Linked DNA regions of Homo sapiens: region 2 is linked to region 1. Evidence: chromatin loops called from intact Hi-C (ENCODE). Cell type or tissue: heart right ventricle. All regions are shown on one strand. Each heading gives the region's core, and the rest is flanking DNA. Links, peaks and the distances in the headings are about the cores only.

Region 1 (9,181 bases), core at 347-8,346:
AGAGTGACAGCATTGAAGCCAGCATAGATTAAAAACTGCAAGCAGGTACAGCCCGAGGCAGGAGGAGGGAAAGGTGAAAGCAGAGAGGATACAGGGAGAAGGGAAGGTCGGGCAGAAGAGGCAAGGGCCAGCAGGTGATGAGAGGGGAACTTTGATCCTAAGGGGTTTTTTAATGCAAGCTTTATATAAATTATACACTAACTCAGAGGTGGGTTTTTCTTGCTGTTTTGATGACAGCTCTTTACACCTGGATTCAGAGTGAATCAGTCTAATATATTTGATCTGACCCAATATGCTTTAGCTGTATTTATTTTAAAATATATTCAGAGGGCCGGGTGTGATGGCTCATGCCTGTAATCTCAGCACTTTGGGAGGCGGATGCAGGCAGATCACCTGAGGTCAGGAGTTCAAGACCAGCCTGGCCAACATGGTAAAACCCTGTCTCTACTAAAAATACAAAAATTAGCCGGGTGTGGTGGCTATAATCACAGCTACTTTGGAGGCTGAGGCAGGAGAATTTGTTGAACCTGGGAGGCAGAGGTTGCAGTGAACTGAGATCGCACTGCTGTACTCCAGCCTGGGTGACACAGGCAGACCCCATCTCAAAAAATAAATAAATATATACACACACACACACACACACACACACACACACACACACACACACACAGAGCCTGGGCGCAGTGGCTCACACCTGTAATCCCTACACTTTGGGAGGCCAAGGCGGACAGATCACTTGAGCTTAGGAGTCAAGAGACCAGCCTGTGCAACGTAGTGAAACCCCGTCTCTGCAGAAAATCCAAAAAAATTGGCCAGGTGTGGTGGTGCATGTCTGTAGTTCCAGCTACCCGGGAGGCTGAGGTAGGAGGATTACTTGAGCCCTGGAGGTGAAGGTTGCAGTGAGCCAAGATCGCACCACTGCACTCCAGCCAGGACAACAGTGTAAGACCCCGTCTCAAAAAAATATATACACGCACACACAACAGAGAAATGTCTCTTTTCTTCCAGCAGTGAAATGGGTATTCCTGTGCTCACAAGCTGAATTGGGTTTTTCTGGTCACCAGGTGGTATTGGAGGGCTGTTGTGGCCTCCAGGAGCAGTCTCCCTGGGCAACTTCCCCATTCACACCCCTGGTTATGCCCTGTATCCCATGACCAAGGAGTAAGACAGCTGTTTCCTTGTACCCTTCAGATATTTCAGAAGGGAACTTGGTTTCTTGACCTAAATGAAAGTTATAAAGAAATACAGAGCCTGAGCTGTGGCCCAGTTGGGGCCTCTGTGCCTCGCTGGCTTCCTGAAGTTGCTACAGTGCCTTGCCACAGGGAGACGCTGCTCTTGAGCCCTGGGGCTCCACAGAGGCCTCCCTTGCCAGGCCTCTCCTGCTGGTCCCCTGTGAGCCCGATAATGTAGGGAGCAGGCTCTGGGACCAGAGCTACTCATGACAAAGCTAGCCTGGGCTGGCCAGGTCAGAAGACACCCAGGGTCCTCTGAGCTGGGGGAAGGCAACAAGGAAAGCATGATCTCAGGAGCAGCCATGGCCCACTGAGATGGAGGGTACAAGGAGGGCCAAGCCTTTGCTGAGAATCACCTGGACTCAGGTCTATGCCCAGTACCTTAGCACCACGGAAGGTGGGTGAGCAAGCAAGTGCAGGATCCAGCCAGCCACTCCAAGTGCTGACATAGGAGCAGGCTCTGTGCATGGTCTGCAGCCAGACCAGGTGTGTCACCCCAAGGGGAACGTGGCAGTGCCCAGGCAGGGATGCCCGCAACCCCAAAGCCCCAGAGGGGGTGCTACAGTGTGCTAATTAGCTCTTTTAGTTGTGCATCATGTTAGCAGCTCAGTCACCCTCTTGCCCCACTCTGGCCCATGGCTCCGGTCCAGCTCGACCCCACCACTGCTTCTGTTGAGTGGCACGGCTACCCTGCAATGGTGAGGGCAGAGGGCCAGTGTTACAGCCTTTCTGGGTACCTGCGTTTGGTGGGTCCCAAGCTTTTGTCCTGCATCCAAGAAGAATAAGGTCATGCTGACAATTGAAGAGTGATGAGGGTGGAGGATTTTACTGAGCAACAAAACAACTCTCAGTGAAGAGGGGATGGGAAGATTGGGTTGTCTCTCCTGAAGTCAGGTCATCTCCCCAGTGTGGCTGAGTCTGGGGTTTTTATAGGCACAGGATAGAGGAGTGCATGCTGATTGATTTGTGAGTATGCAAAAAAGGTTAAAACAAAGGCACCAGTCAAAGGTGGACATAACAGTGTAAAAACAATTAGGGAAGGGTAGGTATATGTAAAATAGGTGAAGGGTGAGGATCAATCAAAGAAAAGCAGCCAAATGGAAAGACAGGTTCTCAATCCAGTCCATGGATTTGACTTGTAGCTTGGCCTGCAGGCTTTAAACTGCCTTTGGCTTGAAGATAGGGTTTCACTGGAGACCCACCCCTATCTGCCTCAGCATTTTTCTGCCTCCTGCTGCTATCACTGTTCTAGGCCCCTGGAATAAATCAACACAAAAAAATGAACAAATGAGGCTGGACATAGTGGCTTACGCCTGTAATCCCAGCACTTTGGGAGTCTGAAATGGGAGGACTGCTTGAGTCCAGGGGTTGGAGAACAACCTGGGCAACATAGTGGGACCCGATATCCATTAAAATATTTTAAAATTAGCCAGGTGTGGTTGGCTCATGCCTGTGTTCCCAGCCAGTTGAGAGGGTGAGGTGGGAGGATGGCTTAAGCCCGGAGGTCGAGGCTGCTATGAGCCATGATCACGCCACTGCACTCCAGCCTGGGCGACAGAGGAGACCCTGTCAAAAAACAGAAAAAATGAACAAATGGGGGTAAAAATAATTGACAGCAACCCCACTGTAAGGACACATGTTTCTTGTTACAATATGAGCACTGTTGTGCTTCCATGTAATTGAATTATCTGATGTCTGATATTTAGTATCTCTCTCCCACGTAAGTCTGTGGCTCCATGAGGTCAGTGACCCATGCCCTGTTCACTGCCATATCCCCAGCATCTAGGACGTGGTGAGTGCTCAATTCACACAAGCCAAGTGAATTAGTAAGTTAGTGTAAGGCCATATCACAGCAGGCTCTCAGGCCCTGACGCAGCCTCGATTCCCACAGGGCTTATAGACCAGGGGTTCCCCGTGCCAACCCCTAGAAGCTGCAGGAAGAGGCCTCCTTGGGAAGTAGGCTGAGGCCCAGTCACATCACCCCATTCCTTCGGAGAATCCCCAAGGAACAAGGCAGCCTGGAGCCTGTCAGGAATGCTTAGTGTCACCTGATACTGCAAGCTAGCTTGCTGTCACCGGAAGCTTTGAGGGGCGCGTGTGTGGGTTAGGGCCTGTCCCATCCCTGAGGCTGTTAAAGTCTAACATCCTCTGTAACATAGGCCTTGACAGAGGGGGGACATACGCTTAGAAGTGACCACACTGTGATCTTTGCACATATCAGGGTCACGCAGAGAGCTCGCTGATGCCAGCTTTAGGTTGTTATTCTCCCTGTTCTCTCATGGAGCCAGCTGGTCAGAGTGACTCTTAGCTGTAGCAGTGAGAGGAGAGTGTATTCTGAAGGCCCTTCCCTGAGCTGGGACAGGCCCTGCAACCCACCTGTGTGGCTGCCTGTGCGTGCCTGGCACGCTCTGGGGAGGGACCGTGACTGACAGCACAGTGTTAATACTGCAGGACAAGATGAGCACCCGAAGGGCCACCGTTACTGCTGACTCTGCTCCTCTGACTGGAAGGAGAATTTGGACCCCTCAGCTCATGAGTTGGCAGCATTTCAACAGCAGAGGGCAGCAGAGTCAGCCCCATCTGCTCAGACCCTCTGGTGGATTTGAAAACTCTTCTGGTTAATGTTGGCAATTAATGGGCAAGGGACAGCCCCACCAGAGACGGGGCTGGGAACTGACCTTTGCCTCTTGAGAGGGAGCAATTCCAGGGTCCTGGCTTAGTGGATACAACTGTTGATGGGCAAATACCTTTAAGTTCCCCAGTGTGTATTCATCCCAATAAGAACTGTTTTGGACTCACCGTGGCAGAGGGCAGGGATGATGATGGTTTGGTGCTGATGTCAGGAGTGACATGATGATGGTTTAACTGGTGCCCCCGCAGTCCCCGGTCAAGCCTGGGGGGGACCACAGGGATGAGAATGGAGGGTTTATTTCTTGCCTGCCTCCCAGGACAGGAATAACTGCTGCCTCCTGTCCACCCCTGCAAATATGCGGCCACTCCCCCTGCCAGTTTTCCAGAGCTCTGCAGTCGGAATCCACGGCCCCTGCAGGCTGGTGGGAAGTTTGGGCAGGCATCACCCTCCTTTGTCTGCTGGGCCAGACACAGGGGCTCTGTGTGCGCTCTGAGCGCAGGCTCATTCTTAAGGAAATGGGGTAGGTGTTCACGCACCCGGGGAATCCAAACTCGTTGACCCAGCAGCACTGGGATTTTTGTGGGGGACGCCTGCTCCTCCACCTGCTTAGCGTTCTCTTTTCCATCTCCTTGGCCCATTGAGATGTTGGTGGCAGGAGCCCGAAGTGCAGGCCGCATTGTTTGGTGCTGATGTCAGGAGTGACATGCTAGTGACTGCGTTTGAGAGACCCGGCCTGCAGTACCCGCTGCTCTGAGCTGAGCAGGGGCCACACGCTGGGTTTGCATGGTTTGATGGCTGCTGACTTTACTTCCTGAGAATATGTCAGAGTCCCTTCCCTAGAGAAATGTCAGCCCGTTTAGCTGATATTTCTCAGCTCTGTCCCCCCACCAACTACCACCCAGGAATCCCCTTCCAAATGTCAGCCCAGAATTCCTGCCCTGCCACCCTAGAGACCATGATTTTGATTCTCTATTGGAAACAACCTGTGTGTCCAGCTATAGGGGACAGGGTTAATTAAGAATGGCCCAGCTCTACAGTCTAAGTTCAATATTCTGTAACTGTTAAGAGAAAGGTTATGTAAAAATTAATACCACAGAAATATATGACATATTATTTGTTAAGAGTGTGGTATTGTTTCAGTGTGTGTGTGTGTGTGTGTGTGTGTGTGTGTGTGTGTATGTATGTTAATGGCTAGAAATGCATGCCCAGATATGCTAGCAGAGGTTTTTGCCAGATGATGAGATTATAAATTATTTTAAATTTTTAGTTTTGCTTACCAGTTTTTTCTGTTTTTTTTTTTTACAAGAAAGCATGATATTTATGATAACACCAAGTTTTTTTTTTTTTTTCCTAGCAGCCTGTCACATTGCTTCTGTCCAAAACAGCGAGGTCTGACTTTTCCTTGCAAATCTCCCTGCCTCATCTCCAGAAAATTGCACACCTGCATGGCCTCTCTTTGGCCCCCTCTAGAACTGTACATACAGAAATACTTCACATATAAAACCTGCCATACCTGGAACATTTCTGCATTTATTTAATAAAACTACTGTTGAAGACACTTTTCATCAGATCTTTGAAGCCTGTCATGTAAAGCTCTAGGTAACTCTCGCAGTTCAGAGCCACAGAAAGTTTGTCTCTTGCAATAAACAAGTGTTTTCTCTCCTTAGACAGTGAGGGTCCCCAGGGGTCCCCCTGGGCAACTGAGCTCTTCTCCTTATACAGGCGGTAGTTTTCCTTAACCTTAGCCATCTGATGTGATTATTCCCTTCCTCTCCCTAACATATATATATACATATGTATATATATACATACATATATATACACATACATATATATACACATACATATATATACACACATACATATATGTATACACATACATATGTATATATATATATATGGGTCTAATGACCAGGCTGGTCTTGAACTCCTGGGCTCAAGCAGTCTTCCCACCTTGACCTCCCAAAGTGCTGGGATTACAGGTGTGAGCCACTGAGCCTGGCCCCTCTCTCCCTTTTAATGACTTGGCTTTTTTCTTTCTAATGACTTTATAGATTTCATGTTATCCTTTTCACTGTGTTATGTCAAGTCCTTTTTTAAACAATTGGAGTATCCTTCCTCCATTACAACATAAGCTCATTTAAAGCAGGAATTATGGCTTTTCATATTTATTCTGTATCCCCAAGCCCCAGAACAGGGGCTGGTGCAGAGTAAATGACAAATAAAAGTTGGTCGGGTAGGTGGATGGATGGATGAATTGTTGGCTGAATGGATGGATGGAGGGTTGGTTGAATGGATGGATGGTTAGTTGGAGGATTAGTTGGACAGGTGGGTTGTTGGATGGATGGATGGATGGATGGATGGATGGATGGATGGATGGATGGATGGAGTAACCAAGGAGAACCAAGGTAGGAAGGTCAGTTTCTACGGTGCCATCCACAGAGCCTCTGTGGCATCCTGTAGTCTGCCCCAGCCTGGTTGGGCAGTCACAGTGTTTCCCAGGCCCCCTCTAGAGCCTGTGCTTCTGCTGCTCTGTCTGCTGACAGGCTGCCTCACTCAACAGGTAGAGCTAAGATATGTCCTGACCTGGCCAGTGATACTCAGGCTTACCAGCTACGTTTATTCCCTCGTGCTCCCCAGCCCTACTCCCTGCTCTTACAAGTTCCAGCTTTTGCTTATTTGTCCATATTTTAGAAATGACAGTGGATTCATGATGATTATGTTGTATATGCAAGGTCTCCGTGGCCCTGCCTCGATACCTTCCTGGGGTAGCACAGGTGCCCCTGGTCAGGCCGTACTTGGTGGGGCTGGTCCTACGGGGTTCCTGTTGAGTAGCGCCCTCAGCTCATTCATAAGAGGTTAGAGCCACTAAGAAGCTGTCCTACACTACATTTTTTTACGTGTTCCGAAAACAAGGTATTTAATTAGTTGTTTTATGTAAACATAGTCCTTCTGTCACAGCTCTGTGTTCCAGCACAGAGAGCATTAGTCAAGAGCCAGGAGACAGGGGCTCTGCTTTGACTCTGCCAGACAGCCCCTCACAGCTCTCTGTAAAATGTGGTTCTAAATGCCTGCCCCTCCTTCCTCCCAGGATTGCTATGAAGATCGGCTGAAGTGTGTAGTGAAATCCCTTGAGAAATAGAATACTAACTCTAGAGCATTTTTAAAAAGGCAGGTGAAAGAAGGTTTCTCAGAGTCCTCGGAGGTTGCTGTCGCTCATGCGGCCACCAGCAGAGATTGGCTGCCATAGGAAAAACACTTGTTTCTTGTTCCAAAACAACCACTCCTATATGTGGTACATCTGGATGTGGGAAGCTCCCAAAGAGTGCACTCCTGAGTAGTGGGTGGGACGTCTGCCTGGGGCAGAATTAGTCTCCCTCCAGTGGCCCCCAACTGTTTCCCCCTGAAGAGACCACATGTAACCCATCCTGTGGTTTGTCCTTCTGCAGGAACAGCTTGAGAACTATGACTTCACCAAATTCCACTCGCTGAAGCCCAAGCTGATCGAGGCAGTGGACAACATGCTGAGCAACAAGATCTCGCCCCTCATGAACCTCATCAGCCAGGAGGAGACGAGCACGCCCACGCAGCTGGTGCAGGGCGGCGCCTTCGATGGCACCACCGAGGGCCCCTTCAACCAGGGCTACGGGGAGGGTGCCAAGGAGGGCGCCGACGAGGAGGAGTGGGTCGTGGCCAAAGACAAGCCCGTCTACGACGAGCTCTTCTACACTCTGTCGCCCATCAATGGCAAGATATCAGGTGTCAACGCCAAGAAGGAGATGGTGACCTCCAAGCTGCCCAACAGCGTCCTGGGCAAGATCTGGAAGCTGGCCGACTGCGACTGCGACGGCATGCTTGATGAGGAGGAGTTCGCGCTGGCCAAGCACCTCATCAAGATCAAGCTCGACGGCTACGAGCTGCCCAGCAGCCTGCCCCCCCACCTCGTGCCCCCCTCGCACAGGAAGTCCCTGCCCAAGGCCGACTGAGGGGTGGGCTGCAGAACGGGGTGGGAACTGGGGGACCTGGGCCTCAGGCCTGCTCCACCACTGACTCACCGAATGACCTTGGGCAAGGCACTGCCCTCTCTGTGCCTTGGTTTCCCCATCTGTAGAATGGGGAGGGTGGACACTGGAAACTAGATGACTTCTTTCACCTCCAAAATTCCCTTAGTTTCTATGAAAATATTGGGGGTAGGGGGGTGGATTAGGAGATTGAAGGGTTGAGAAGAAAGAGAAATTGTCCAAAGAGTCCTCAGAACCTGCCTGGAGAAATGCGCATGGGGGTGGGCCTGGTAAGTCCCAGGAACCACAGGAAGTGAGCTAAGGCTCACCCAGAGCAGCTGGGTCTCCAGGCTGCCTGGGCTTTTTGTCCTCATGAACAACTCTGGAGCAGCTGTCTGTCCCTCAGAGGGCACCTGGAGGCAGCAAAGATTATCTTATTTATTTTATTTTGTTTTCTGCTATATTTAGAGTGGCAAAAAAATAGAGCAGAGGGTTTCTGCTGTCTCCAGACTGTCTACCAAAGAGAAGGCGACAGATGCCTCCTGGGTTTGGAAGGGGGATGCACTGTGGATCTGCCATCCATTCTGCAGTCTCCAGCAGAGCAGGCAGTCAGGCCCCAGCGTGCCTCCATCCCAGTGCCCCGATGACCATCTGGTCAGCCCTCCCAACCTCCCTTCCAGGGGGCTTACCAGCAAAGCCATATTCGGCTAGGAATTTGGAATTCACAACCTTTATTAACCCCTGGCAAAACTTCCCGTTTGCATGTCAAATCACATTGAAGCCTGAAAATTAGCTTTTCTTACTGGTTTTTCCAATAAGTAATAGCAAAGCCCACTTATCATACTTAAACTACAGTAAAGAAAAGAGGTGGTTCTCTGCAGTGATCGTTTAGTGTGGCCCTCAAACATTAAATATCCCGAGGTCTCCTTGGTGGGTGGCAGGATTTAAATTCAATCAAATCCTGTCCTAGTGTGTGCAGTGTCTTCGGCCCTGTGGACACAGGTGAATGAGGGACCAGCCCTGCCCTGGGCTGTTGAGAAGAGATCAGTCCACCCAGAGTTAGACATTGTTTTTGTAGAAAACAGGCATTTATTATGTCTAGGGTTTTGTGTTTTTTTTTTTTCCTTACAGGATAAAAGCCTTTATACAGAAACAAAATGGAACCTTTCATATAAAACCTTTTCTTTAAAGGCTGTGTGGTTCGTATCATGAATGCCCATCACGAGGCAGGATTCGGGCACATACCTGTACTTCTGCTCCAGAGTGTGCGCTCCCCAAATCCCCTGAGTAAACCTCTCTGGACTGCTGCTCAGACA
Region 2 (9,181 bases), core at 439-8,438, 69 kb after region 1:
TCAGAATCCTGAATCAACAAGAGGAGACATGATATCTCCATCATGACGCCTGCCAGCACTTACACAATGCTCTGCGCCGGCTCTGGGCCAAGGGCTTTGCATACATTAACTCATTTATCGCACAACCACCTTATGCACAGATACTATTTACGATGGCCCACTCCACAAGGAAACTGAGGCACAGAGAAGCAGTCACTTGCCTGAGGTCCACAATTGGGGTTGGAGCCCGGGCAGGCTGGCTCCAGATTTATGCCTCACACAGACCTGCTTCCACCTTCTCGGGCTAGTATCCTTTAGGCTCTCCACCCCACATCCCCAGCCCACACCCCAGCTAAGCAGCTTTCCGGCTGGTCTTGGGTGGCAGGGGACATAAGCTATCGAGGGAGGGGAAGTAGCACATCAGGGCCTTGGGCCCCAGGCTGAGCTGCTCTCGTACCCTCCCTCCACCCTGGTCAGAAGAGCATCCTGGAAATGGGCTCTCTCCTGGGCAGGGGAGGCGGCTCCTAGCTCAGACCCCTCACAGGCTGTCATGTCCTCCAGGTCCTGCCAGGTCAGGCTGAAGATGGTCCCCCGGTAGCTCCCTCCAAACCCATGCCCCTGGTTCTGGGAATGCAGCCTGGCAGGCGCACCGGGACCAGGGAAGCCTGTGCCAACTGCTTCCTTTCGGCCTTCCACCTGCCTCCACAAGGACCCTAACAGGTCAAGTCCAGGGAGCAACCAGGTCCAGGGCAGTGCTGGAGGGCCTCATCCACCAGGGTCAGCCCAGGGCCCTCACACTCCAGGCAACTGAGTCAGAGGAGCATGGAGGAGCCACTTGCTTCCAGGGCCTCAGGGCGGCAGCTGGGAGCCTCTGAGTCTCCAGGGCCCAAATCTGTGGTGCCAGGGAGCTCTGCCAGGAGCCCGTTCCCAGGACAGAAAACACTCAGGACGGATCCCTCATCCCCAAGCCTCCTCCTCCCCTGGCTTCTGCCCGCTACCCTGGTCTTGTGGTCAATAAACTCCCCTCCCTACCCCTGGAGAAGACCACAGCTCCCATAAGAAACATATTAACTAGGCCCCAGGTAGAGACCAGGGGTCCCAGTAGGGACCCAGGGCCCTGCCAGGCCTTACCACAGCCATGAGACTGAGTCCTCAGGAGCAGGAATGATGGGGCAGTGGCCACAGGATCAAGGACTGTCAGCTTTCTAACCCAGAGCCAGGGATGTGATGTCCCAATTGGTCCCAAGTCCCTCCTACCCGCCGCCTCTGCTCCACCTAAGCTCCACACCCACTCCTGAACCAGCCACCTGTCCAGGAAATGAGGCACCCTAAGCCTATACTAGAGCTCCTGATACCTCTGTGGCACTCGCCAGCCTTTACCAGCTGGGCCTGCCCCACCCAGCCCTGCAATCCCAGCCTGGAGAGCTTGCTGCCAGGGGCTGAGCAGAAGGAAAGCAGGGGTGAGTCCCAGAACAGCAGCCAAGGGAAGAGTGGAGTTCCCTGTCACAGGCCTTTCGCAACTCTGGCACCTGTTGGACAGGAATGCCCAGTCTTGATGGCAGGGATCCATCAATCTGAGATGAACACCCGGGCCCCCTCACGACAGGCAGGGGAGTGGCTGTCACATAAAACAGCCCTTCAAAGCTAGGTGCTGAGTGGCCAGGGATGAGGCCTGTGGGTTGGCACTCAGGGGCAGGGGGTTCTTCTGCCTCCAGGGCATGGTTTGTGGGGGGGTCAGCGTGTGGAGACCAACTCTTTCCTCAGAGGGACAGCCCCAGGAGAGGCGGGGGCTTCCGTCCCTTCCTGCCTGTGCCTGTTATGGGAGAAACAGGGGTTATCCCCAGGGCACCAGGTCCCACCTGCTGCCCCTGAACTGGGGGAGGACAGTAACCATAGGAGAGCTAGGAATAGCTCTCAAGGTCCTGGGCAAAGAGGTCCGGACCAGAGAGCTACAAGACTCAGGTCTGCTTGCTTGTCCCAGGGAGGGGCTGCGGTGACTCTCATGGACAGCGGGACTTGGGCAGCTGACGGCTCTTTGGGCCCAGGCTGGGATCCAGCCCTCACCCCCAGTGAAGGTCACCCTGAAGTTTTTACCTGAACCTTCAGGCCCTCCTTAGACCACAGAAGGCAACTTCAAGAGGGAGGATCAGAACATACGACTCATAAGCCAGGCGCAGCAGCTCACACCTGTAATCCCAGCACTTTTGGGAGGCCGAGGCAGGTGGATCACGAGGTCAGGAGATCAAGACCATACTGGCTAACACGGTGAAACCCCGTCTCTACTAAAAATACAAAAAAATTAGCCGGGCATGGTGGCACGCACCTGTAGTCCCAGCTACTTGGGAGGCTGAGGCAGAATAGTGTGAACCTGGGAGGCGGAGCTTGCAGTGAGCTGACATCACACCACTGCACTCCAGCCTGGGTGACAGAGCGAGACCCCATCTTAAAAAAAAAAAAAAAAGGACATACGACTCACAGCTACCTTTTATTCAACATGTCCTGTGTGCCAGCTCCATGCTGGTCCTCATAGACATCATCTCCAAGCCCACAACAGCCCCGCGAGGTACAGCCATTATTATCTCTTTACTGACAGGACACCAATGCCCGAGACGCAGTGACTCGCCCAACATCACAGCGCTGGGGAGAGGTGCCGCTGCACCTGATCCCCACTCTGCTCACCTGTGTGGCAACTTCCTGAGAACCCTCACCCAGACCTGCCTGGCACCTTGAGTCCTTATGACCACATTCCAAGATCCTCCAAAGCTGATCTCAAGCCATGCTGGACCCGGGGCCAGCAGCCAGCATGCACACTCCAGGCTCTCTCGAGAATTGACCTGGCCAGGGAGGGGCTGGCTCCGTCCCCCGAGGCGTGCTTGGTGGTGTTCACCAGTGCTCCATCAGTCAAGGCCTGAAGCCTTGGTGAGGGAGTCGAGCAGCTGGAAGTAACTATACTTGAGGTCGTATTCCATGTCATACCAGAAATTCACTGTGGGAAGAACGGGGATCTGAGCATGAAGATCCCTCTTCTGACCTAGAGCCTCCCAAGCCTCCCCCCAGAGGCCCTGCTGGACCTTGACAGGGCCTCTCCCCAGGCGGCCTGGGCAACTCTTCACCTGCGATGCAGCCCTGGGACTGCTGGACGTGGTGGAACCACAGAGCCGGCAGATAGAGCATCTCACCGGCCCGCACCGTGCAGCGAAGGGCCTGGGCCTGACTGTAACTAGGGTACCGTGCTAGGTCTGGCGCCAAGGGGTCCAGTGGGATCCAGGGCACCTGGGAACACATCAGATGCCAGGGAGCAGCCCCCCAGACCCCCCAGGACTTCAGGCTCTGTCCCTTCCAAAGGTCAACACCACAGGCCCTGCTTGGCTCAGCAGTGAAAGGCCTCAGACTTAGAGACTTTTCAGAGCAAGGTGCCACCTCCCCAGATCTTTTGTGCCTGTTCTTCAGAGCCAGGCTTCTGCCCTTCTCCCTCCCTAGAGCCCAAGAACAGGACAGACACCTTCTCCATGGCCTCTTCATCCACCACCTTAAAGGTGCCCTCTTCAGTTAGCTGGTAGGTTGCCGGCGTGTACAGCTCTGGAGCCCAAGGGAGAAGGGTGTGGGGGAATTGCAAACAGCCTGGAACTTGCCAGACCCTCCTCCACCCCAGCCAGCCCTGGGCAGGGGCAAGGGGATCAGGGGCCCTGGTGCACTGGGGATGCCACAGCCACACCTCAGGCCTGGGAACTGGCCTCCCAGGCTCTTGCTGCCTCCCTCCCCCTTGGGCCAGCTGTTCCCCAGCCCCTCCCTGCAGGCCACATCCCCTACCATAGGGGATGAAGGGCCGGTCGCTGGGCGGATGGAACAGGAAATGCTTCTCTCCTGAGACCACGCAGTAGAGGTTCTCATAGTGGTCCTTGTGCACTGCCAACAGAAAGAAGGCCCGGGGGCAGGGTATGGAGGGCAGGGGCACGGGAGGAGGCAAACCATCATGCTGAGAGCCCTGCACCCCAAGACGTCCTATGACAAAAGAGAAGCACGCACAGAGCCAGTGGGCTGGAGATGCCAGGGGCTCTGATGGGCATTCTGGAACTCTGCCTACCAGGGACCTGATGCTCACCAGGCCCTGGACTCCTCTTCAACAAGAGGGGAAGTTCTCCTACACTTACCCCCTGGCCCAGCGGGCCTTCAGGGAGGTTTCTTTGGGTCTAGAAGAAACAATGCACCCGCCCCCAATGCCATGGGTCCATTCCCCGACCTCAGCTGTCAGGGGAAACCCTCTGTGGTGCCCGAGTCCTAGAAGCCAAAAGAAATCTTAGAGAACAGCCCAACCTCCACCCAGGGCCATCCCTCCACTCCTGGCCTCGTCTTCCCTCCCTCTGCCCCAACCTGCTCCTTCCCCACCTTTGTATTCCCCTTACACCTACAAGAAGTCACTGCAGCCGCCTCCCCCAGCCAGAAGTTCACAGCATCGGGCATCTTTCCTGCAGGGCAGAAGGCAGAGAGCAAGTTAGGAAGGCCAGGCTGGGGAAAGCTGCCATCCAGTGATGCCAGAGCCAAAACCTGGGTGAGCACAGAAGAATCCCAAGAAAGGGGTCAGGGAGAAGAGGCAGAGGTTGGGAAATCTTGGGGAAGGGGTCCTCCCTCCCTGGGGCAGAAGGAAGGACAACAATCTTTGGCAATTCATCTATGATTAAGTCAAGGCCTGGGAATGTATTTAGTGAGCTGCACCAGATGCTGACAGGACCAAGCCCATAGGCCAGGTCATCACCTAAGGGCAAACAGGCTGACCCCCCTCCTTCCCATATCTTCCCTGTCCAGGGCCACGACCACCCCACCTCCACTCACCCAGGGCTTCGGAGGCCCAGGGCACATGGGATTCCAGATCAGGCAGCAGCTGGGGCAGCTCGCTGGGCAGGTTGGAGCACTGCTTCTGCACATAGAGGACTCCAGGGTGCTGGGCCCGGCCCTCCAGCACATCCAGCACGAAGCTCAGGGGCAGGCGGCGCTCAGCTGGCATCATGAAGCGATCCCCTCTCACGGCATCCGCGTAACCATCTGGGGTCACGGCCACACTCACCTCTGTGGAGCCCACTGTGGCTCTAGAGGAATGGACACTCAGCCCATGCCCAGATGCCAGTAATCACTGCTCACACCTGACCCCAGGGCAGCTCCCACCTGAAATAGGGGAGGGACCACTTCTGGAGGGCCGGCCAGTGCTGCAGAGCGTTGCGGATAATGCACGGCCTGTTGGGGCAGACCCAGTCCCGGTAGAAGTGGAGCGGAGTTGGGGGTTTGTCCAGGTAGGGCACAGCAAGAGGCACGCAGAGCTCTGAGAGAAAGAAGAAGACAGGGGATGGAAGGGCTGATGTCTGCAGCACCCAGTCCCTGCCCAAGAGATGCCCTCCCTGGAAAGGCCGCGCTGTGTCACTGGGAAATGCTCGTTGGTGACCAAAGGACCCTGGACAACCAGTAATAGAAAGATGAGGACGGAAAAATGAAAGCAGAAAGCATCACGCACACACACCAGCATGGGCCCTGACCGTCCACAGGGCCAGAGGCTGCTACCCAGCCCATAAGCCAAATCCCCTGTGGGGCTGTGTCTGCACAGTGGACCCTATGCCTTCCCACCCTGGAGAGGCCAGCCTCCTAGCATCTACCAGGAAAGGCCACCATGGAAGTGGCATTGGGAGCTCCAGAATGAGTAAGGCTGAGGCCCCATGGCCACGGGCTATTCTGGGTGTTGTGTGGCTCTGGGAAGCCCCCTTTAACAGTGACATTTACTGAGCACCAGGAATGTGCTCAGCACTTGGCTTGGCTAATCTGGGGCTATCAGGGATGACACAATCATCATCTTAAGAAATTTACAACCTTCTTACCCGGGAAGACAAACTACCAGATGACACCAATGGAGGAAAAGGAAGGGCTCGGCTATGGTTTGGGTCCTGCTGAACAGCATCACCATCTCCAGACACCCAGGGCCACCACGTACACTTCGGCAGGCTGCGTGGTGTGCCGCCTGCGCAGGGGTCTACAGTGGCCCTGTGTCACCTCTAATCAAAATCTTTTTGACTCAGCTTTCTCCTTCACTCCCGTCATCCTACTGATTGGCTCTGAGTCCTGTTGATTCTGTCTCCTATGTCTCTCAAACCCACCGTCTCCTCTCCTCCACTGGCATCCACATTCCAGCTACCTCCTTTGGGTCCTCACTCAAATATCACATTGATAAGACTTCCTTCTCTGACTATACTTTCTAAATTTATAATCTGTCCCCCTGCTGCAAATCTTTATATCCCTTTCCGTATTTTTTCTCGTTAGCATTCATCACCATCTGACATGCTATATATTTTAGGGCTAGACGTGGTGGCTCATGTCTGTAATCCCAGCACTTTGGGAGGCAGAGGCAGGAGGATTGCTGAGGCCGGGAGGTCAAGACCAGCCTTGGCAACGTAGGGAGACCCCATCTCTACAAAAAAATTAAAAATTAACTGGACATGGTGGCATGCACCTATACTCCTAGCTACGCTAGAGGCTGAAGCCAGAGGATCACTTGAGTCCAAGAGGTAGAGGCTGCAATGAGCTATCATCGTGCCACTGCACTCCAGCCTGGGTGACAGAGCAAGACTTTATCTCAAAAAAAAAAAAAAAAAAAAAAAATATATATATATATATATATATGTATTTCACCTACATAAACTGTTTATCATTCTTTCACCCTTGCTAGAATGTGAACTCCACAAGGGCAGAGACAGTTGTCTGTTCACTGATGCACCCCTGGGACCTAGAACAGTACCTAGCACATAGCATGTGCTCAGCAAGTATTTGCCTAATGTTGAATAAAAGTCTCCAGTATCCTGGCTGGATGGTTGCAGTAGTGAACTAGCTGGTTTCTCTGGCTTAATTCCACTCCCACCCAAAGCATTCATCATCATAGCCCCAGTCATCTTCTGAAAATACAATCTCATATTGTCACACCCCTAGTAACAAATGCCTTGATGGCTTACCACTGCTCCTTAGAGAATGCTGCCTGCCTTGGCACGCATGACCAGGCCCAACCTACTCTTCCAGTCTGATTTCCTGTCTCGTGCCTGCCCTTGCCACACACCCTCTATTCAGGTGGTACCTTTGTTCCAGCTGCTCACTCAGACTGGAGTGTCTTTCTACTGGTTTTTATAAAGTGTACAGGGCTTCGCTTTGCTACATTCATGCTCTAGGTCGAGCCAGAAGGCCGTGGTTCCCATTTGGTGGTTACCACATGCTGCTCCAAATGGTCCCAGCACTGATGTTCACCTCTGAGGTTACGCTGCACCTCTCACAGCAACACCATGCCAGTCACCTTTACTTTCTGATCAGTTGGAAAGTGAATGTTCTTAGATCAAATATTGTAACTGAGTGAGAAGACCCCACTGGGCCCAGGAATACTGGAAAGGAAAGAGTTGGTGTGCCTGCTTGCTTCCCTGGCTAGAGGCAAGATGGCACCCATCCAGTAGATATGGAATCCAGGAGACAGCAAAGTGGCAAAGGCCTTCCCAGTCACGCCAGCCCATCCAAGCAGTCACCTTGAGAGATGGGGTGGTCTGGGGCTCAGTACATCTTCCTGTTGTACTCGCTGAGATTAAGAGACAGAGTCTTGCTCTGTTGCCCAGGCTGAAGTGCAGTGACGCAATAATAGCTCACCGCAGCCATAAACTGTCACGGGATCTTTGGGGTGTTGCTTTACCAGCTGGAAACCTCTGTGGCCAGTGATGCCTTTGCCTGTTTTGCTCGGGCCCATTGGGCCCACTCGGCCCTGCAGGCTGTGCTCAGCTCATGCTACCGGCCTGGATCCCACACCTGCCAAGGGCGAGTGGGGCAGCGAGGGGTGTGTGAGCGAATGAGTGTGGGGTTTGGCCACTGCGCACAGCTAGGCATGTGGGCTGCGGTGGGGCAGGCAGCTTCAGGTGCCAACACAGGTGCTGGTTTCCTGCAAGGCTGCAGCTAGACCAGGTGTACCATAAGCAGCTTCCACAGCTGACACTGGGAAGCATGGTGGTGCCTGGAAGCTTGCAGATACCAGGAACCGCAGAGCCCTAAAGAGGGTGTCAGAACCCCAGCTTGGGAAGCTCCTGGGTCTGGACTCCCCAAAGGGCCGCAGTTCTTCTTTCCTTCTGGACACCCACAATGTGGCGAGCAAGACGCATGGTTCAGTCCTCTTCATGTTACAGCTCTTTTAGCCCCGCCACTCAGCAGGTCCCAATTCTTGTCCTGCATCCAGGAAGAATGAGGTACACACAGACAAGCAGAGGGTAAACAAGACAAAGAGGAGCTTTACTGAGCCATAGGATAGCTCAGAGGAGACCCACAGTGGGCAGCTCCTCTCCGCAGCCAGGGTGTCCCAACGAGTGTTCAGCTCTCAGCAAAGAGGATAGCTCCTCTCTCTGCAGGCAGGTAGTCCTGTTGAGTGTTCAGCTCAGCAGAGCTTTGTTCCAGCTGCTCACTCAGACTGGAGTGTCTTTCTGCTGGTTTTTATAAAGTGTACAGGGCTTCGCTTTGCTACATTCATGCTCTAGGTCGAGCCAAAAGGCCGTGGTTTCCATTTGGTGGTTACCACATCCTGCTCCAAATGGTCCCGGCACTGATGTTCACCTCTGAGGTCACACTGCATCTCTCACAGCCACACCATGCCAGTCACCTTTACTTTCTGATCAGTTGGAAAGTGAATGTTCTTAGATCAAATATTGTAACTGAGTGAGAAGACCCCACTGGGCCCAGGAATACTGGAAAAGAAAGAGCTGGCATGCCTGCTTGCTTCCCTGGCTAGAGTAGCTCCTCTCTGTGGGCAGGTTGTCCTGTCATCTCTCCAGCTCTCAGCAGAGAGGGTAGCTCCTCCCCGCAGCTGGTCGTCCCATCGTCTCTTCTGGTCTGGCTGAGTCAGGGGCTTTTTATGGGTCTCACAGGGGAGGAGGTACATGCCTATTGGTCCATGGGCAGCCATGGGTGGGCCGGAAAAAGCACCAAAAGTTCCCATTCCGGTCCATGGAACCGGCAGCCCAGCCCCCAGGCTTCAGGCCTTCCCTGGCTTGAAGGTCGGGCTTCACCGGGACCCGCCACCTTCCACCCAGGAACCTGTCTGCCTCTTGCCACCATTCACGGCACCCAAGCTGTTTGTGCCAAGGGGGTGCCTGCAGGCCAGCACTGAGCTGCCCTCAGCCCCTCTTGGCCTCCCTCCCATGCTCGTTGG

Evidence for each region. Peaks named below come from ENCODE experiments on the same cell type or tissue, not always from the same donor. Only the 100,000 strongest peaks of a DNase experiment are listed, where the experiment ranks them.
Region 2: a loop joins it to region 1, with 2.1 times the contacts of the local background. A loop is called at or near these places in 49 of 110 quality-filtered maps.

The regions. Positions count from the first base shown.
Region 1 is chr15:41,899,314-41,908,494 of GRCh38, reverse strand. It overlaps EHD4 (EH domain containing 4), which reads left to right. Exons shown (of 6, transcript NM_139265.4): 6 at 7,314-9,181. The coding sequence ends at 7,850. Among named protein-coding and RNA genes, the nearest start is that of SPTBN5, 9.9 kb to the right of the region's middle. RefSeq lists enhancers at 3,472-3,541, 3,863-4,366, 4,367-4,871. In heart right ventricle, for the core only: CTCF peaks have their summits at 3,579 and 3,784 (motif pointing right); a DNase peak (open chromatin) is centred at 3,784; H3K27ac peaks cover 5,929 bases.
Region 2 is chr15:41,830,852-41,840,032 of GRCh38, reverse strand. JMJD7-PLA2G4B (JMJD7-PLA2G4B readthrough) reads right to left here. Exons shown (of 25, transcript NM_005090.4): 2 at 5,140-5,293; 3 at 4,810-5,063; 4 at 4,389-4,445; 5 at 3,790-3,885; 6 at 3,482-3,558. It overlaps JMJD7 (jumonji domain containing 7), which reads right to left. Exons shown (of 8, transcript NM_001114632.2): 2 at 5,140-5,293; 3 at 4,810-5,063; 4 at 4,389-4,445; 5 at 3,790-3,885; 6 at 3,482-3,558; 7 at 3,093-3,252; 8 at 2,452-2,965. The coding sequence ends at 2,877. It overlaps PLA2G4B (phospholipase A2 group IVB), which reads right to left and starts at 1,186. Exons shown (of 20, transcript NM_001114633.2): 1 at 1,111-1,186. The coding sequence starts at 1,119. In heart right ventricle, for the core only: no CTCF peak of the experiment used is centred there; no DNase peak of the experiment used is centred there.